Linked DNA regions of Homo sapiens: region 2 is linked to region 1. A link is an interaction called in ENCODE POLR2A ChIA-PET data of the cell type or tissue named here. Cell type or tissue: PC-9. All regions are shown on one strand. Links, peaks and the distances in the headings refer to the core of each region. The heading gives the core; the rest is flanking DNA. Region 1 has its middle 100 kb from the start of CARMIL1. Region 2 overlaps CARMIL1 (capping protein regulator and myosin 1 linker 1).

The links. ChIA-PET counts read pairs that join two places held together with the same protein. Peaks named below come from ENCODE experiments on the same cell type or tissue, not always from the same donor. Only the 100,000 strongest peaks of a DNase experiment are listed, where the experiment ranks them.
Region 2: POLR2A ChIA-PET joins it to region 1 with 24 read pairs; 2 of 35 experiments call an interaction of 5 or more read pairs at or near these places.

What each region holds. Positions count from the first base shown.
Region 1 is chr6:25,170,341-25,179,604 of GRCh38, reverse strand. No RefSeq gene overlaps it. Among named protein-coding and RNA genes, the nearest start is that of CARMIL1, 100 kb to the left of the region's middle. RefSeq lists an enhancer at 4,372-4,872. In PC-9, for the core only: no CTCF peak of the experiment used is centred there; DNase peaks (open chromatin) are centred at 4,224, 5,404 and 6,584; H3K27ac peaks cover 5,727 bases.
Region 2 is chr6:25,309,003-25,317,002 of GRCh38, reverse strand. All of the region lies in intron 2 of CARMIL1 (capping protein regulator and myosin 1 linker 1), which reads right to left. Among named protein-coding and RNA genes, the nearest start is that of CARMIL1, 34 kb to the right of the region's middle. RefSeq lists enhancers at 654-1,344, 5,400-5,900. In PC-9, for the core only: no CTCF peak of the experiment used is centred there; DNase peaks (open chromatin) are centred at 4,082 and 5,612; H3K4me3 peaks cover 614 bases; H3K27ac peaks cover 2,159 bases.

The DNA of each region.
Region 1 (9,264 bases), core at 593-8,592:
TTTTTAGAAATTCCAGGATATGAATTTGTTTTTTATAAATTCCTGAATTCCAGGAAAGGACACTGGGAGGGTGGTGTGCTCTGGTTGGTAAGTGGTAAACATTTTAGTTCCAAGCTTGAGTCAGCCTCTTTAAAAGGATATTGCAGAATTTTGGAACAGATACCACAAACTCCTTAAATCTGTCAGCTTGAAACTGCCCATGAAACTGCCGGTTTTCTATTTTTAGCTTTTATTTCCATTCAGTTTATCTTTTGCATTTACTTCTGTTGTTTATATTTCTGCTTTAGTAGCTTTCTTCCAAAATCAAAATCATACAAACAAGCTGTAGGGGGTTGAGTGCCCCTGCCCCCAAAGATATGTTCACCCGGAACCTCTGAATGTGACCTTATTTGGGAAAAGGGACTTTGCAGATATAATTAGGCTAGGAATCTCAGGATGAAATCACCCTGGAGTATCTGGGTGGGCCCTAAATCCAATGACAAGTGTGCATCCTTATATAAGAGGAGAAGAGACAGACGGGAAAGAAAAAAAAACAAAAACAGAAAAGATGATGTGAAGTTGGAGGTGAATGAAGCAATGAATCTATAAGCAAAAGAATGCCGAGAGTTTCCAGCACCCACCAGAAGCCAGGAGAAAAGCCAAACCAGGTTCTCTCCCAGAGCCTCTGGAAGGAGCCAACCCTACTGCCACCTTGATTTCATATTCAGGCCTCTTGAACTGTGAGAGAATAAATTTCTGTCGTTTTCTAAAGGCACTCCATTTGCGGTCATCTGCTATGGCAGCTTCAGGAAATGAATCTACAAATTTATAAATTTTCTTTGCCCCAGGAATTTTTAAAAGTTTGCAATCTAGTTTTCCATCAAGCATGACCAAAGAATGACAGGTAGATGAGAGAACTGGATTAGAACGTCTCTGGAGGTTGGATTTCAAGAGTTTCCTGGTTGTGAGAATCAAATACACTGTGTGCTTAAAGCATTTAACAAATGTGAGACTTTCCGTAACATGACCATTGCTTTTTTAAGAAGTCTAGCACTCATGATCAGTGCTGACCGTCAGCTCCCGCTTTGTTCTCAACTACAGCAGTGGTTTTAGTGTTTGACATTTCCACCTGTCTTTCCTTCACTCCCTGCCCCTCCTCCTTCATACACACTGAAATTAGCTCTCTGAAACTTCTCAGAGCGAGTCTGAATTTTGTAGAGAAGTAGTTTTGTCCAATGAAGAGTAACAACAAATAGCCCCTGGAATTTGTCTACCAAATTATAACACCCCTCACCTCAGCAATTTTGGATACTTTATCATTATAGCAGCTGTCTGAGATAGGTATTGTCATGAACATTTTATATGTAAGGGCAGTTTTTCTCCAGTTAGAATCAAAGAACTGGAGCTGGAAGGAAGTTTGGAATTGCTGGCCTTTTTCATCAATTGGTTAATTAAACAATTTTTAAGTAAATATAATGTGCTAGACTCTAAGATGCTCTGGGGATTCAAATATAACCACTCTATTCCAGGCTTCATGTGCTGATGAGCAAAATAATATATCACTACTAGCAATAGTGTAGCAATTTCATAGCACTAATAAATTTGAAATTTTAAACCATTATTATAAGTAGGAATTTTTTATACACCCCAAGTGAAACAGTATACATCAATAAAAATGTGTTCTAAAGCCCTATTTATGTTTGTTATAAAGTAAACTAAGGCACAACAAAATTTCAGAGTCTCTTTGAGGAAACAATGATTCATGAATGGGACAGCTCCAAACCAGAAGTGGCTTAGGAGCTCCATGGAGGGAACACAAGAGGGCAGCTTTTATAGGATGAACATAGAAGTAAAGCAAAGAAAATATTTGATGGGTTACAATTATACAGTTGCCTTGTTTGGTCTATCCCTTTGGAAAGTCCCTAGTTACATAAGTTTATTGGCTACTTCTGATTGGTTGAGCTTAAGTTCTGTTTTTAATATAGGCATTTATAAAATATAGCTCAAGTTTCACTTACGCTTGTAAATCAAGCAAGGTTATGATGAGGCATAACCAATTTTGTCTGCTCAAGAATTCTTCAGGCCTGGTTTTCATTTTGTTTTCTTTAACATTTTAGTACCTATAAATTTACTTCTTTAACTGCTGCATAGTATTCCACAGAAGAATGTACCATAATGTATTTGCTCATTCCTCTGTTGATGTTACCAATATTTTGTTGCAATGGACAACTTTTTGTATAAATGCCAAAGTACTTCATTAGAAAAATTATACTAGAATAGAAGTAGAATTGGTGAATCAAAGGATATTCACATTTAAAAGTTATTATATAGATTACAGATGGTCCTGACTTACAATGGTTCAACTTATGGTTTTTCAACTTTATACAATGATGTGAAAGTGATGCACATTTAATAGAAACTGCTTTGAATTTGAATTTTGGTCTTTTTCCAGAGCTAGTGATAAGTAGTATGATACTCTTACCTCACACATTCAACATTTATTATAAAATAGATTTTAAATTAGATAATTTTGCCCAACTGTAGGCTAGTGTAATTGTTCTGAGCAAGTTTAAGCTAGGTTAAGCTATGATGTTCAGCAGGTTAGGTGTATTAAATGCATTTTTGACTTAAGATTATTTTCAACTTATAATAGTTTTATCAGAACACAACCTATTGTAAGTCAAGGAGCATCTGTATATAGATACTGTCAAATTGCTAAAAACACTCTATCAATTTATGTTCCTGTCAGTATTATCAGCATACACTTTTTTCAAAATTCTCACACAATATTATTCATCTTTAAAATTCTGTCAATACAAAGCTAGAAAAATGACTCAAGTTATTTTAATTGGTTTGTGAGGAGGGCAGAAGAGCAGGTTAAGAGAGACTTTCACTTTGTTTCTTCACATCTAATGGGAGACAAATCTGCATGACCTGGGCTAAAGTGGACTGAGCCAGTCTGAGACAGGGCTGCAAAGCCTTTGGCAGATGTCAGCATTCTTGAAACACAGAGGCTCTTCAAGGCTGTTCCTAGTGAAATTTTAAAATTGTGGTTTAAAAACAAGGATTACTAATTGCATTGATATTAATATAGCCAAGACTTGCTCTTTTTTGATTAATGAATTCAGGGTATATCTTTTCCCCTTTCTTTTACTTTCAATCCACCTGTGTAATTGAAGTTGAAGTGAATTTCTTATAGATAGCCTATTGTTGGAACATGTTTTTATTTTTATCCCCTCTGCAAATTTCTGTCTTTTAATTCGTGTATTTAGACCACTTACATTTAAGGGAATTGTTGATATGTTAGGGCTTATATCTGCCCCACTACTTTGTTTTCTTTTTGTTTCCTCTATTTCCTGTCCCTCTGTCTCTCTTTTTTGTACCTTCCTATGGGTTGATTGAACATGTTTCAGGATTCAATCTTAATTTATTTATTTTATGTTTTTAAGTTGTAAGAGGGAGGATCTAGGAGGAGTGGGGCTTACCATCATGGCTGGAGCTGGAAGTTGTTGAGTAATTATTTTTTATTGTCATAAAATGTACATAACACAAACTTTATCACCTTAGCCATTCTAAAGTGTGCAATCAGTGGCTGTGCAGGGAGAAACTCTCTCAAACTGTGTCTTTACTCTCACACTACAACAATCAACACAGAAGGCTTCTATGACCAAATATGTTGGGGGTTAGGGGGTTGGTTGCCACACTTCAAGCAGTGGACACCAGCCAAATGTCCTCCAATTCGATTCTTACACTATCTACCTAGAGATGGCGTCAGATCCCATGGGTTGGGTCTCAGTCCCCAAGACTGTCTCCTCTACACCAGTTGCAAGTCTGGGCCTCTGAAACTTCTGACCAACTAGCTTGAAGTTGAGATTCCCAGGAATCCCCTCTTTGGGTTTGATTAATTTTCTGGAGCAGCTCACAGAATTCAGGGAAACACTTAAATTTACTTGTTTATTATAAGGAATATTACTAAGAATACAGATGAAGAAACACATAGGGAGAGACATAGGGGAAGGGATGCAGAGTTCCATGCCCTCCCTGGGCTCCACCCTCCAGGAGCCTCCATGTGTTCAGCTATCTAGAAGCTCCCTGAACCCAGTCCTCTTGGATTTTTATGGAAACTTCGTGACATCAGCATTCCTTCCCCCAGGGTATGAGGCGAGGCCCTCATCGGGGAGACTCTTAAGACCCACAATCAGAAAGACAGGGAACATTAGAATCCTGCCTTGGGTCAGGTAAAAGGAATGCAGGAAAGAGATTATTTCCTGAGGCCTGCCCCTGAGACCTAACACACCCAGCATTATAACGAAAGACTGTAACAAGGGATGTGGGAGTTATGAACCAGGAACTAACTGTGAAGGAGAACATCATCGACTGTGCCAAACGAGCTCAGATGTCCAGGAAGGGGCTGACTAAAATGCATTATTTGAATATCATGATGCAGAAGATATATATATCTATATATCTATATAGATAGATGAAAACAAATATGTATATTTTCTATAATGTTCTATAACACAAGAAGTTTCCCAAACATTTATTTACATTGTTTGTTTATTCCCAAATATTTATATTTCCCAAATACGACAGCAGGGAGACTGAGAAATCACAAAGGACAGATGAGAGCGATGTTACTTAATGCCACAGAACAGGACATCATTTAAAGGAGTTACTCAAAGTGTTTCAGTTACTGCCATTAGGAACTCCTAAGCCCCTCGGCAGTGTGGGTGGTACGGGGTAGGTGTTGAGGTTAGCAGCACCCACAGGCTTCTCTTCACGCAGGATATGCTATATAGTGAATCGGTATCAAGACTGGAGGAAGGTAAGGGTTTCCAGAAAACCACCTTCAGGCCATGGTTTGGAGTAGTCTTATTGAAGTTTACAGAATCAAAAGTTACAGATAATTAGGAGGCATTGAAATACAGACCTGTTTTCTTTTTTCTTTCTTTCTTTTTTTTTTTTTTTTTTGAGACGGAGTCTCACTCTGTTACCCAAGCTGGAGTGCAGTGGTGAGATCTCGGCTCACTGCAACCTCTGCCTCCTGGGTTCAAGTGATTCTTCTGCCTCAGCCTCCCAAGTAGCTGGGACTACAGGCGCACCCCACCACACCTGCCTAATTTTTGTATTTTCAGTAGAGATGGGTTTCCACACATTGGCCAGGCTGGTCTCAAACTCCTGACCTCGTGATCTGCCCGCCTTGGACTCCCAAGTACTAGGATTACAGGCATGAGCCACTGTGCCCAGCTGACCCAGTTTCTACGACCAGTTTAGCCACAAAGTAGACATGTAACCAGAGGAAAGTGACTTAACCTCCTAGGGCCTCAGCTTCCCATATTACACACCCCTGGGATGAGAATGATAGGAGGTGTAGCGGGGTTGAGCTGGATAATATAAGGTTCCTTACAGCTCTAGACATTTATGATTTAACATTTTTTATGGATTGCTAATGCTGCTTTTTTTTTTGTTTTAAATGTCAAATTCTTGCATGTATAAGGCCTTGATTCTTTCAGGCCTGGGTTGTGTTGATTTATGGGCATGAGCTAATTCCAGATGACTCATTCTAGAAGTGATTGTGTAAGTATCCTTTACTTAGCTAAACATATGCAACATAAATTCATCTACTATAACATATGTTCTCTCAGAACATGCTACTGGCCAGAGTTATTAGATTTTGTTCACACCATAGATCCTGCTGTATTTTACAGCACTTCAGAATAACAATCATTCTTTTAAAACCCTTCTACACACCTTTGCTGTTTCTGTAAATACACCTGTCCTTTACAAGCATCTGGCTCTTTCTATGCATTCTTCCTCCAGAAATCATAGTATTATAGATTTGGAAAATGCTTGGCCTTCATTTTCCTGTTACAGACTGGTTTAGGTGTCCCTCTTAATTGTTCTTAATGCATTCAGTATATTCATTCATTTCTTAATTCATTAAAAATATGCACCATGCCAGGTGTTGGGGACATTGCAATGAACAAGACAGGCATGGCCCCTGCTCTCATTCAGTCATGTCTAGGGGTAAAGGTAAACCTTGGATAAGTAATAATTGGTGTGCTGACTGTTAAGAAGAACTACAGTGCTATACAAGCTGTATGATCATATTGGGCTTTAACCAATTCCTTGGGAATCAGATTTCTAGATGAAGTGGCATTTAAGTTGAAATCTGAGTAGTGAGTAGGAGTTAGCCAGGCAAAGATGAGGAGGGGGACCACTCCAAGCTGAGAGAACAGCTGAAATGAGAAAGTCCATGCAATATTTTTTTTTTTTTTTTTTTTTTTTACCATAAGAAGATCACACCGGCCAGAATGGAGAGAGGGCTGGGGAGGGTGATTTGACCTGAGTCTAGAGAGGCAGGCACAGATCAGACCAGGATGCTTATGGCAGGCCACGCTAAGGATTTTGGACTTTATCCTTATGGAAGTTGGAAATCATTAAGAGTTTAAAGAGAGATATGATCAAATCTGATATTTTAAATAAAGCTCATTTGGCTGTGATGTGGCAAGTGGGCTGGAGGGCAGGGTGGTGAGAGGAGACACAGGAAGCTCAGTTGGGACATTCCTGCTGTGGTTCAGACGAGAGCTATGTGGGCTTGGACTAGGGCAGTGTGTCTGCTTCAAGGGGAAAGGGTTTGGTGTTTTGTGGAATTTGGGGAATGAGGGAATGTTTCATGAAGCCGAAGGGGAGAGTGTTTTTAAAAGGAGGACATCATCGACTGTGCCAGATGGAGCTGAGATGTCCAGGAAGGGGCTGACTACACTAGAATGCATTATTTGAATATCATGATGTGGAAGATTTTTTGGGGGGGGGGGGCAGACTCTTGCTCTGTCACCCACACTGGAGTGCAGTGGTGTGATCTCAGCTCACTGCAACCTCTACCTCCCGGGTTCAAGTGATTCTCCTGCCTCAGCCTCCCGAGTAGCTGGGACTACAGGTGTGCACCACCACGCCTGGCTAATTTCTTGTATTTTTAGTAGAGATGGGGTTTTGTCATGTTGGCCAGCCTGGTCTCGAACTCCTGGACTCAAGTGATCCGCCCACTTTGGCCTCCCAAAGTGCTGGGATTAGATGTGAGCCACCGCACCCACCCAGAAAGATATTTTTGACCTCAGGAAGAATGCTTTTGGTGGAATGACGAGGGTGAAATCCATAGTGTGTGGCTTAAGGAGTGAATGGAAAGAAGAGGAGGAGAGAGAGGTGGAGAGACTACACCTCTTTCCAGAAGTTTGGCTCTGAAAGTAAAGAGAAAGGGTTAATACTAGATGGTAACAGTAAGTAAAGAAAGAATTGTAGTTTTACAGTTTTTTTGTTTATTTGTTTGTTTGTTTTTTGAGGCAGAGTCTCACTCTGTCGCCAGGCTAGAGTGCAGTGGCATGATCTTGGCTCACTGCAGCCTCTACCTCCCGGGTTCAAGCAATTCTTCTGCCTCAGCCTCCCTAGTAGCTGGGACTATGGGCACGTGCTGCCACGCCTGTCTAATTTTTTTGTATTTTTAGTAGAGACAGGGTTTCACCATGTTGGCCAAGATGGTCTTGATCTTCTGACCTTGTGATCTGCCCACCTTGGCCTCCCAAAGTGCTGGGATTACAGGAGTGAGCCACTGCACCCGGCCAGTTTTACAGTTTTTAAAATGGGAGAAGCTTCCACACATTTAGATGCTAAAGGAAGGAACAGATAGGAAAGATTTAAGAATCAGGAGAGAAAAGAGACAATAGCTTAAGATTCCCGACTATGGGGTAGAGGAGAATGCTTAGAACCAAGGTGGAGGAATTGGTCATTTGTCACATTTGCTGACATTTTACTGACATTTTCTGGCTGGATGTCTGTCTCCTTCACTGGGCTGTAACCTCCTGAAGGTGAAGGCTGAAATTCTATTTGATTTTATATCCCTAGCACTTAGTGTAGGACTTAGCACGATAATGTGCCCTCTGAGTGTTTGGCTGGGCTGACGTGTCACTTGTGGTAGGAAGGTCTCTACAGATGTGTTCCCTTAAGGATATAGACTGAAGGCCTTGAATGCTTAGGAAGCTGGGGATTGACTTGAGGTAGGTAGGGCTTCTTGGATAGATTTTTTAAATGAGAACTATGAAATGGCAAAGCTGTCTGGCCTGTTAGGTTAGTAACTTTGGCTGTTTATGCCTGATCCAAAGCCCTAGGCTAAAATCAGTCATGGTGGAGATAAAGAGCAACCTACAACATGCAAGTCAAGAACTACCACAGTGAATTCTCTCCTTCTTAGCTATCTCCTTGGTCTAGAAAGAAAGATGAACCCCACAGCAGCACCCCACAAGAAGAGAAACAGTGCTCACTCATTTGAGTCTACTTCTCATCAGATCTGATGCAACTTATCTGCACAGGCCATGAATGGAACAATGAAAAGATGACCTGAAATCTTTCCCCACTCAGTTGCTGTTAAATTTAACACAGACATAAAAATTAAGAAATTCAGTGAAACAATTATATTGCATTTGTATTTTTCTTCTGCACTGCCATTAATATTGGCTGGTAAAAATTATTCCATACTTATTTCCATGAATTTTGAAAAGACTTAAAACTGCCTGATATACTTGGGTGATATTCTTCCAGGAATGATAAAATGAGACAGAAATGGCCTTTGAGTGTTTTCAGGAAGGGAAAATGGAAAATGAAAGCTGGACTAAAAGGTGTTACAAAAGCAAACTAGTTAATACTTCCAAGAAATGAATATGCTAAGATATTGTTTGCTGATCAACATTTATTAAACATTTACTGTGTACCACTGATCTAGGCTCTTGGCCAGATATGAGCAACAAAAAGAAGATAGTGTAGTGCTTGCCTTCCAAAATCTAGCACAGTCCTAGAAAGAATTCAGGTTTCACTAAGGCTACTTAGGGAGAGAGTTCTCTAGGTTCTAGAAATTAAGGCAGGCACCCACACAAAGACTCAGTTGCAAATGGGTGGAAAGAATGATTTTTATTAATCAGCACAATATCTTAAAAATCCCAGTGTAGCCTTCTTTGATAAAAGACAGAGTACATGACTTAGAGGCTTAAGAGGGGTCTTCTACTACCCATTCTGGATTTCTGTTTTGAGACTTGGAAGTTCTAAAGTCCTTGCAGAGGAGATTCTGAGGCCCACCAGTAGCCTAAAATCTCCAGGCCTGCTCCCCTCACTGCCCCCACTCCTGGGTGGAACACAGACGTAGAAGATGCTACTCAGCTCAGTGGCCCTGCCCACCATGCACCTGACCCTGTGAATGCCTGTGGCTGGCCGTTCAGGTTAGTTCTTCTTCCCTCCTCT
Region 2 (8,000 bases), core at 1-8,000, 140 kb before region 1:
CTCTCTGCTCAACTTCCCAGTTAAAAACTAAGGGCCTAATGCTAAATCTTACTTTAGAAAGACAGCTCTGAGACAGAAGTACCGAGTCTCCAGGTGCACTGCTTTCTAGTAACCTAACAGGACTCAAGAGTGGCAGCATAATGAGGATTTAACAATTGGCCCTCTGGCTAATCTGCAGGCTGTGAATTATCTCCATTGATTGTCCACAGTCAGTTACAGACAGAACTTCTTGTTCTTCTCTTTCCCTCTTCTATTACACTAGACTAGTCTTTAAAAAAAATTATAATAATAATGGCCCGGCGTGGTGGCTCATGTCTAATTCCAGCACTTTTGGAGGCCGAGGCAGGCAGATCACCTGAGGTCAGGAGTTCAAGACCAGCCTGACCAACATGATGAAACCCCGTCTCTACTAAAAATACAAAAATTAGCCAGGCGCAGTGACATGCGCCTGTAATTCCAGCTACTTGGGAGGCTGAGGCAGGAGAATCGCTTGAACCCGCGAGATGGAGGTTGCGGTGAGTGGAGATCACACTCCAGCCTGGGCGACAGAGTGGGACTCCGTCTCAAAAAAAAAAAAAAGCCCTCTGGAATATAAACTATCTCATCTAAAATCAGTAAGACAATTCAAAATTGAGACCCTGACAGTCCCCGAGAAACAGCTGTCCATGAGGCTTAAGGACTGAAAGGACAGTGTTTCTAGACAAACGCAAAACACCTGAGTGCTGCGCCTGTGCCCACTCCTCACACCATGCAATGCTTCGCCAGGCAGGCAGTGTTCCCTATGCAATTTTAACCTGTTTTACAGTAATCACTTCAATTAATTAAGGCTACTTTCAATTCTGTCTTCCTGGTCATTAGAAGCATTTCTCAGTTTAACGTCAAGAAACATTTTCAGTTTAATGTTATCTACAAACCTTATCAGCACCAACGTCATTACTAATAATGGCACTGAAGGCTTTCAGCTGTGACCAAGTCATAACATTTAGCTTAGGAAGAAAAGGACAGAAATAGGGTAGGCTTACAGTGTTTCTCAAGTGTAATGTGCAAATAAGCTCCTGCAGATCTTGTTAGACTACAGGACCTGGTTCTGTAGGCCTGGGAGGGGCTGAGATTTTGCAGTTCTAACAAGCCCCAAGTATTGGCAATGACGCTGGTCATGGACCACAATTTGAGTAGCAAGGGACTAGAGGGTGCCTATTACTCTTTAATTCTGCTGTATCTGGTTCTGTGTGAGCACAGCAAAAGGAAAACTAACAGCCTAGAATATTGATGAATCAAATCCTGCCAATTCCCAATTTGTGTGAAAGGGTTCCTTCATTTATATGACAACAGTGTGAAACTAAGAATGCATTTTGTCATAGAAAGAATAAGAGATTACCTGAGGTGGAATTAACTAATCTGCCTGGAAGGAAACACAAAAAAACAATGGCGGGTGGGGGAAGAGATGAGAGAAAAAAAGCAGGCAGCGGTATGGAGGAGGCTGTGGAGAGCCAGTGCCCTGCTCGGGCCCCAGTCTGGCACCTGCCGCCATGTGTGGGCATTTAGGGAGCCCTTAGGGTAGACCGCAGAGAGAGCGACCAAGCTGCTATGTTTGCAAGGGCGATGTTTATAACTGAGGAGTGCCTATCATCCTCACACAGTGAGCAGTAAATGAGGAGAGAAGATGCCTACCAAGACAAAGGATCAAAGCAGAGGCTTAGAATTGGTATGTAAGAGAAAACCTCTCCACACCACAGGGTTCCTAGGATTAAACAGGATAGACTAGGATATTTTCCTTAATGCAATGGAAATGAGCACTGTCCTTATAATCTAAGACATAGAGCCTCATCCACACTCTGCCTCTCATGTTCTGCAACTTTGGGAGGACACCTAAAGACTGCCTTCACTTTCTTCATCTGTAAAAGGAAGATAATTAGGACCCGCTTCACACAGTTACTGTGAGGATTAAAACAGATAATACATATAGTACTGACATATAGGAAGCTTTTAATAAATAGGAGCTATTGTATTTTTCTCCACTGCTTTCTCACAAAGCAGTGACAAAGGCTATCTCTGTAGTTCCATTCCTACTATAATAACCCCTAAGTCAGTGATACTTTTTCAGTCCCCTCTCAGAGTTTGCTGCTATTTTTCTGACTCTGAAGCAAATTAGTATATACAGCAAAACCTTAAATATGCAGGCAAAATCTAACCATCATAAAAATAAAAGTTATTTTGGGCATCTATACAGAGTACATCCATCTGTATCATAGCCAGGTCCTGCAATAAAGCCAAGTATATACTCAACTGTTGGTAAATATCTGAAAGATGGAGGCAGTCTCATTAAGGAAACAGCTGGATATACCAGGAAACAACATGGATATGTGACATACTGATAAGGAGGGCAAAAACTAGCTTAACTATCATTGTGAATATATAAGTGCATGTGTGAATGTATACATACATATATATGTATGTGTATGTATACGTATATATGTGTATGTATGTATTGTGTGTGGGGGTGTGTATATATATAATTTTTTTTTTTTTTGAGACAGAATCTTGCTCTGTCGCCCAGGCTGGAGTGCAGTGGTGTGATCTCAGCTCACTGCAACCTCTGCCTCCCGGGTTCAAGCAATTCTCCTGCCTCAGCCTCCCAAGTAGCTGGGACTACAGGCACGTGCCACCACACCCAGCTAATTTTTGTATTTTTAGTAGAGACAGGGTTTCACCATGTTGGCCAGGATGGTCTTGGGCTCCTGACCTCGTGATCCACCCGCCTCGGCCTCCCAAAGTGCTGGGATGGAGGCCGAGGCGGGTGGGTGGATCACAAGGTCAGGAGCCACAGCATAAGCCACTAGGCCCAGCCACATATATAATCTTTAAGTTTGCTTCAAAATTCAGGCAGAAAGACTTGCCAAAGAGTTTAGAGTTCAGACTTCCTCCAGGATTTTTTTATATCCTTTAACATAGCACATTTATCTCCCTATATTCAAATGTCTTACCCACTTTAATTAGAAAAAGACTGACTACAAAGAAAACATAGAATCAATAACTGAACATCTAATTTTAAACTCTCATTGGACTCATCACCTCTTCCCTTCCAAGTCTCATGAGGGCCTGCTTTAGCAAAACTGACTCCATGTTTCTACATCCTGTGGTTTCTCATGCCCACTCTGAGAAGTGAAAAAAAACAGTTGAAAGGCAAGACATCAGAGAGGGAATGTTATAGGCCAACCTCCAGATAAGTGAGCTCTAAAACGCATTTATTTGGAAGTTTAAGGCATCCAATTTTTTTAAATACACCATTTCTGGTTTCTCCCAAATAACTGTATATATACAGCCTTCCCTGGGTAAAGATCTTTAAAATGCTGGCACTATTAATGTATACAAGGTCTCTGTCCTTGACTATTTGCCTGACTGCTAACTAGTTAGCGGTGGCCCTGGCCCTGCCCCTCATCCTCATGCTGCCCAGAGTCCCTCCAAATAGGTTGTAGGCTCAGTGCTCTCATCCCCCCATCTTTCTGCCCACTATGTATCTGCAGCCTTATAGGACCAAATCTATACTGGCACAAAAATATAAAATGATAAGGATAGCAACTTGAGCAGGGAAGGTGCATCAGGGAAACAGCCAGGCCTATGGGCAAGGCTGGCAGAAGAGCCAGCAATTCCTTTCTATCTGAAGAAGAAACCCGTTCTTCCAGGGCAGGCTGCAGGCGCTGTCAAGAACAGAGTGAAAGGAGGAAGAGACCCTTCTCTCCCTCTAGGCAAAACTTCAGGTCACCCATCTTGCAAAATCTAAGCTTGGTTTTTTTTTCTTAATCATTCCCACACTCGTGAAGATAACTGTGTTTACTATGTGGGGAAAATTTTTTATTTTCAAAATAAAATTATGGGAGGTAAGCTCAGCTCATCCACAGTTTTTGCAGAGTTCTTACTGGCCAATTTGGGAGAAGAGTTTCTCTGAGTTCATCACATGCTGCCATCCACTAGAGGACAGAAGCATGACTAAATGTAAACCTTGATAAAAGCTTTTTACAACTCAGAAAGGGAAACAAGGGTTTCTTCTCTCCACTCGTTCCCCTCCTCTGGTTTTTTTTTTTTTTTTTTTTTTTTTTAACTGAGTCATGCAAAGGAAATTTTAGGCACTGGCAGAACAGAGGTGGGGCATTATAGAGATCTGCCAGCTGTTTCCTTAAATAATGCAAATCTCCTTACAACGTGGCAAGACTTCAAACTGTTTTCACTAATTTCTCAGGGAAAAAAAAAAAGACAAAAGTAATCTGAAAGTGGGGGGGATGGAAAATTCCAAAAGCTACCCCATTAGTAATACTGAGTGACTGAAGGAATAAAACAATATAAACTCTAAAAAGAAAGTTTCCCCACCAGAATATTAATCTCCCAACCAAGTAAGTGACCTCAATTAAAGAGACACATTTGAGTTTAAAAAAACAAAAACAACAAAAAATGAGTTAGGAATTAAATGAAAATTCCAGCGTTATCATGGGTGTGGCCCTCAAGAAATTTACTTTCTTACATCCATGGAGTTTTGCCTTTTTACAAGCTTATGTTTTGCAATCATCCTGGCTATTTTCCCAGAAGAAAAAAAAAATTGGTGGAACAAGGGGAAGGATGTCTAAAATTTGGAAATCATCCTTGGTATCTTAACCAGGGAAAAGCTCTCAGGTCTCTTGTCTTGGGGAATATACTCCTGTACTAAAGCAGTCAAACAAAATTTCAACAAGTTTATGACAAATAGGAAGTCCAGCCTTTGGTGAGGTCGCTGTCAGGAGTTCTATAAACCTTGGGTGCTCTAAAGTTTATCTGAGCACACCCAGATGGGAGGGGGTGAGAGGAAATATAGACAGGATAGGACAAAAAGGTTTTTAATCCTTCACCTTGACAAGATGTCTTATTTTGAAAGTGTTTAATTTAGAATGTATATAATCACCAATAACTAGATTTGAAGTTCCATGAGCACAGGACAATATTTTACCCTTTTGTTGTAATCGTTGCCTCCCACAAGACCTAGCAAATGCTATATGTGATGGATGTCAAACTACTTTTATTGACTAAGAGAAAAATAATGTCCCAGCAGTTTGACAGGCGGCTAATGCCTCCTGAGACAAAATCAGTGGCTAGTAATCGAGAGTGGGATGGGAGAATTGTGTCTTCAAAATCACCTTGGAGATCACTTTCAAACTACTTATCCCCTGGCCCTCTAAGATCATGACACACCCACAAGGGTATGCCCACTTTTCCCTTCTAAACTAAGTGTGCCATTGTTTCTGATGGGTGTGTATCATATCTATTAGGTGTGTACCTTTGCAGGTTGGGGGGATGGATGGCTAATGATTTACAGCTTTTCACAATAGAACCTTCAGGGTGAGAGGAGGGGCAAGCACCTGGATCTGATGGGTGGGGGTGGGAACTGGGGCTTAACAGCTTTTACAGATCTCCATCTAATGCTCTTTTTTTCCCCCGCTCTATATATCCTACAGCCTTATGCAAGACCTAGAGCTTCCAAATCCTGAACTTTTCTGGAGTTTTATGGAGCTAACTGGCTCACTTACTGATATCCTCTTTGAGATCCTTAGAGTCCAGCTTCCTCTGCTTAGCCAGTCAGTGACTAAGCCAGTCAGCTTAGTCAGTGACTCCTTCCAAAGACATCTTGATGGCAATTAACTGCTGTGATCTCCTCTCCTATTCTCCTACCTTTGAGGTGCCTGTGTCTTTTTTATTTCATTATTTATTTTATTTCATTTTAGAGACATTTTGGAAAAACTAAAGGTACTTATGCGTTCAACCCGTCATGGTTTTTTTTGTGTTTTGTTTTGTTTTGAGACAAGAGTCTTGCTCTGCCACCCAGGCTGGAGTGCAGTGGCACGATCTTGGCTCACTGCAACCTCCGCCTCCTGGGTTCAAGCAATTCTCTGGCCTCAGCCTCCCGAGTGGCTGGTATTACAGGCGCCCACCACCACACCCGGCCAGTTTTTTGTATTTTTAGTAGAGATGGAATTTCACCATGTTGGCCAGGCTGGTCTCAACCTCCTGACCTCAGGTGATCCACCCACCTTGGCCACCGCACCCGGCCTCAACCCACCATGTTTTATAGAAGTCATTTTAATTGCTTGTACATCTTCTCTGCCAGATCACAAAAAAAACAAAATCACACAAATCTTACATATGCTCCCAGAATTTAGTGCAATCTAGGCCTATGGTAAATATTTTAATATTTGTTGAATAAATGAATCATTTTAAAAGTGTAGAAATCACAGAACTTTAAGCTTTCAAAGGATCTTCAGCTTTCTAGGTTCTTCTCTCTCCTGTATCTCTCCAATCTTCTAGTGGAACCATATTTAAAGCTCCAGATTAATAAATAATCTCCTTTTAAAAAATCCCTAGAGCAGTGGCTTTCATATTTTTCTGATTGCAACCCGGAATATAGAATACTTCTTACGTCACAATTTGCTAGATGCGCTCATATAGCTACTGAAAATAAATTTCATGCAACAATACTTACCCTTACCACATGGAATGTCCTCTAACATCTACTATTCTATTTTAGTTCACCTCCTAAAAAATGCTGGCCATGATTCACTAAACTGAATTCACAACCTACTAATGGGTGATCAGCTGCAGTTTGAAAAACTTTTCTATTCAACCTATCTCTCAAGCCGCAGCTTGGATATGGTGGCCTCAGGGGCAGCCTTCCCTGACTCCCTAATTAAGTCTACATGTCCCTCCTTTATGTTCTCATGGTATATGATCCTTCTACACTTTTTTGTGGTAGGCCTGGATCTGTAGGATAGGCAAGACATCTAGGGGATCAGAGACTTGAGCACATATGCCCACACAAAAACTTGTATGCACGCTCATAAGAGCATTACTCACATAGTGAGAAGGTGGAAACAACCCACAATCTATTAGTGAAGGAATAGATTAAAAAAAGATGTGGCCCGGCGGGGTGGCTCACTCCTGTAATCCCAGCACTTTGGGAGGCAGAGGCGGGTGGATCATGAGGTCAGGAGTTTAAGACCAGCCTGGCCAAGGAGGTGAAGCCCCACCTCTACTAAAAATACAAAAATTAGCCGGGTGCGGTGGCGTGCACCTGTAATCCCAACTACTCGAGAAGCTGAGACAGGAGAATCCCTTGAACCCAGGAGACGGAGCTTGCAGTGAGCCGAGATCGTGCCATTGCATTCTAGCCTGGGCAACAGAGCAAGATTCTGTCTCCAAAAAAAAAAAAAAAAAAAAGATGTGGTATATTCATACAGTGGAATATCATTCAACCATAATAAAAGAAGAATGAAGTTCTAACCCATGCTACAACATGGAAGAACTTTGAAAATATTATGCTAAATGACATAAGCCAGACATGAAGGCCACATATTATATAATTCCATTTATATAAAATATCTAGACTAGGCCGGTCCATAGAGACAGAAAGTAGACTAGCTGTTGCCAAGGGCTGAGAAGGATAGGTGGACTGGGGATAAGTGTTAAAGGGAAGAGGTTTCTTTTTGGGGTTAAAAAAAAAAAAAGGCTCAAAATTGATTCTGGTAATAGATGCACAACTCTGTGAATATACTAATAGCCACTGAATTGTACACTTTAAACAGGTGAAATGTATGGTATGTGAATTACTTTTTTTTTTTTTTTTTTTTTTGAGAGGGACTCTTGCTCTGTTACCCAAGCTGGAGTGCAGTGGCATGATCTGAGCTCATTGCAACCTCCACCTCCCAACTTCAAGTAATTTTCAAGTGCTGGGATTACAGATGTGAGCCACCACACCCAGCCTGAATTACATCTTTAATAAAGTTGTTTTAAGAGAGAGGCTAGGTGTGATGGCTCATGCCTGTAATCTCAGCACTTTAAGAGGCCTAGGCGGGAGGATCACTTGAGCCCAGGAGTTCATGACCAGCCTGGGCAACATAGTGAGACCCTGTCTCCATTTTCAAAATAAAAATTAAAACAGAGAAAAATCTAAGGGAGACCTGGAAATTGGACTAAGTTGCAGG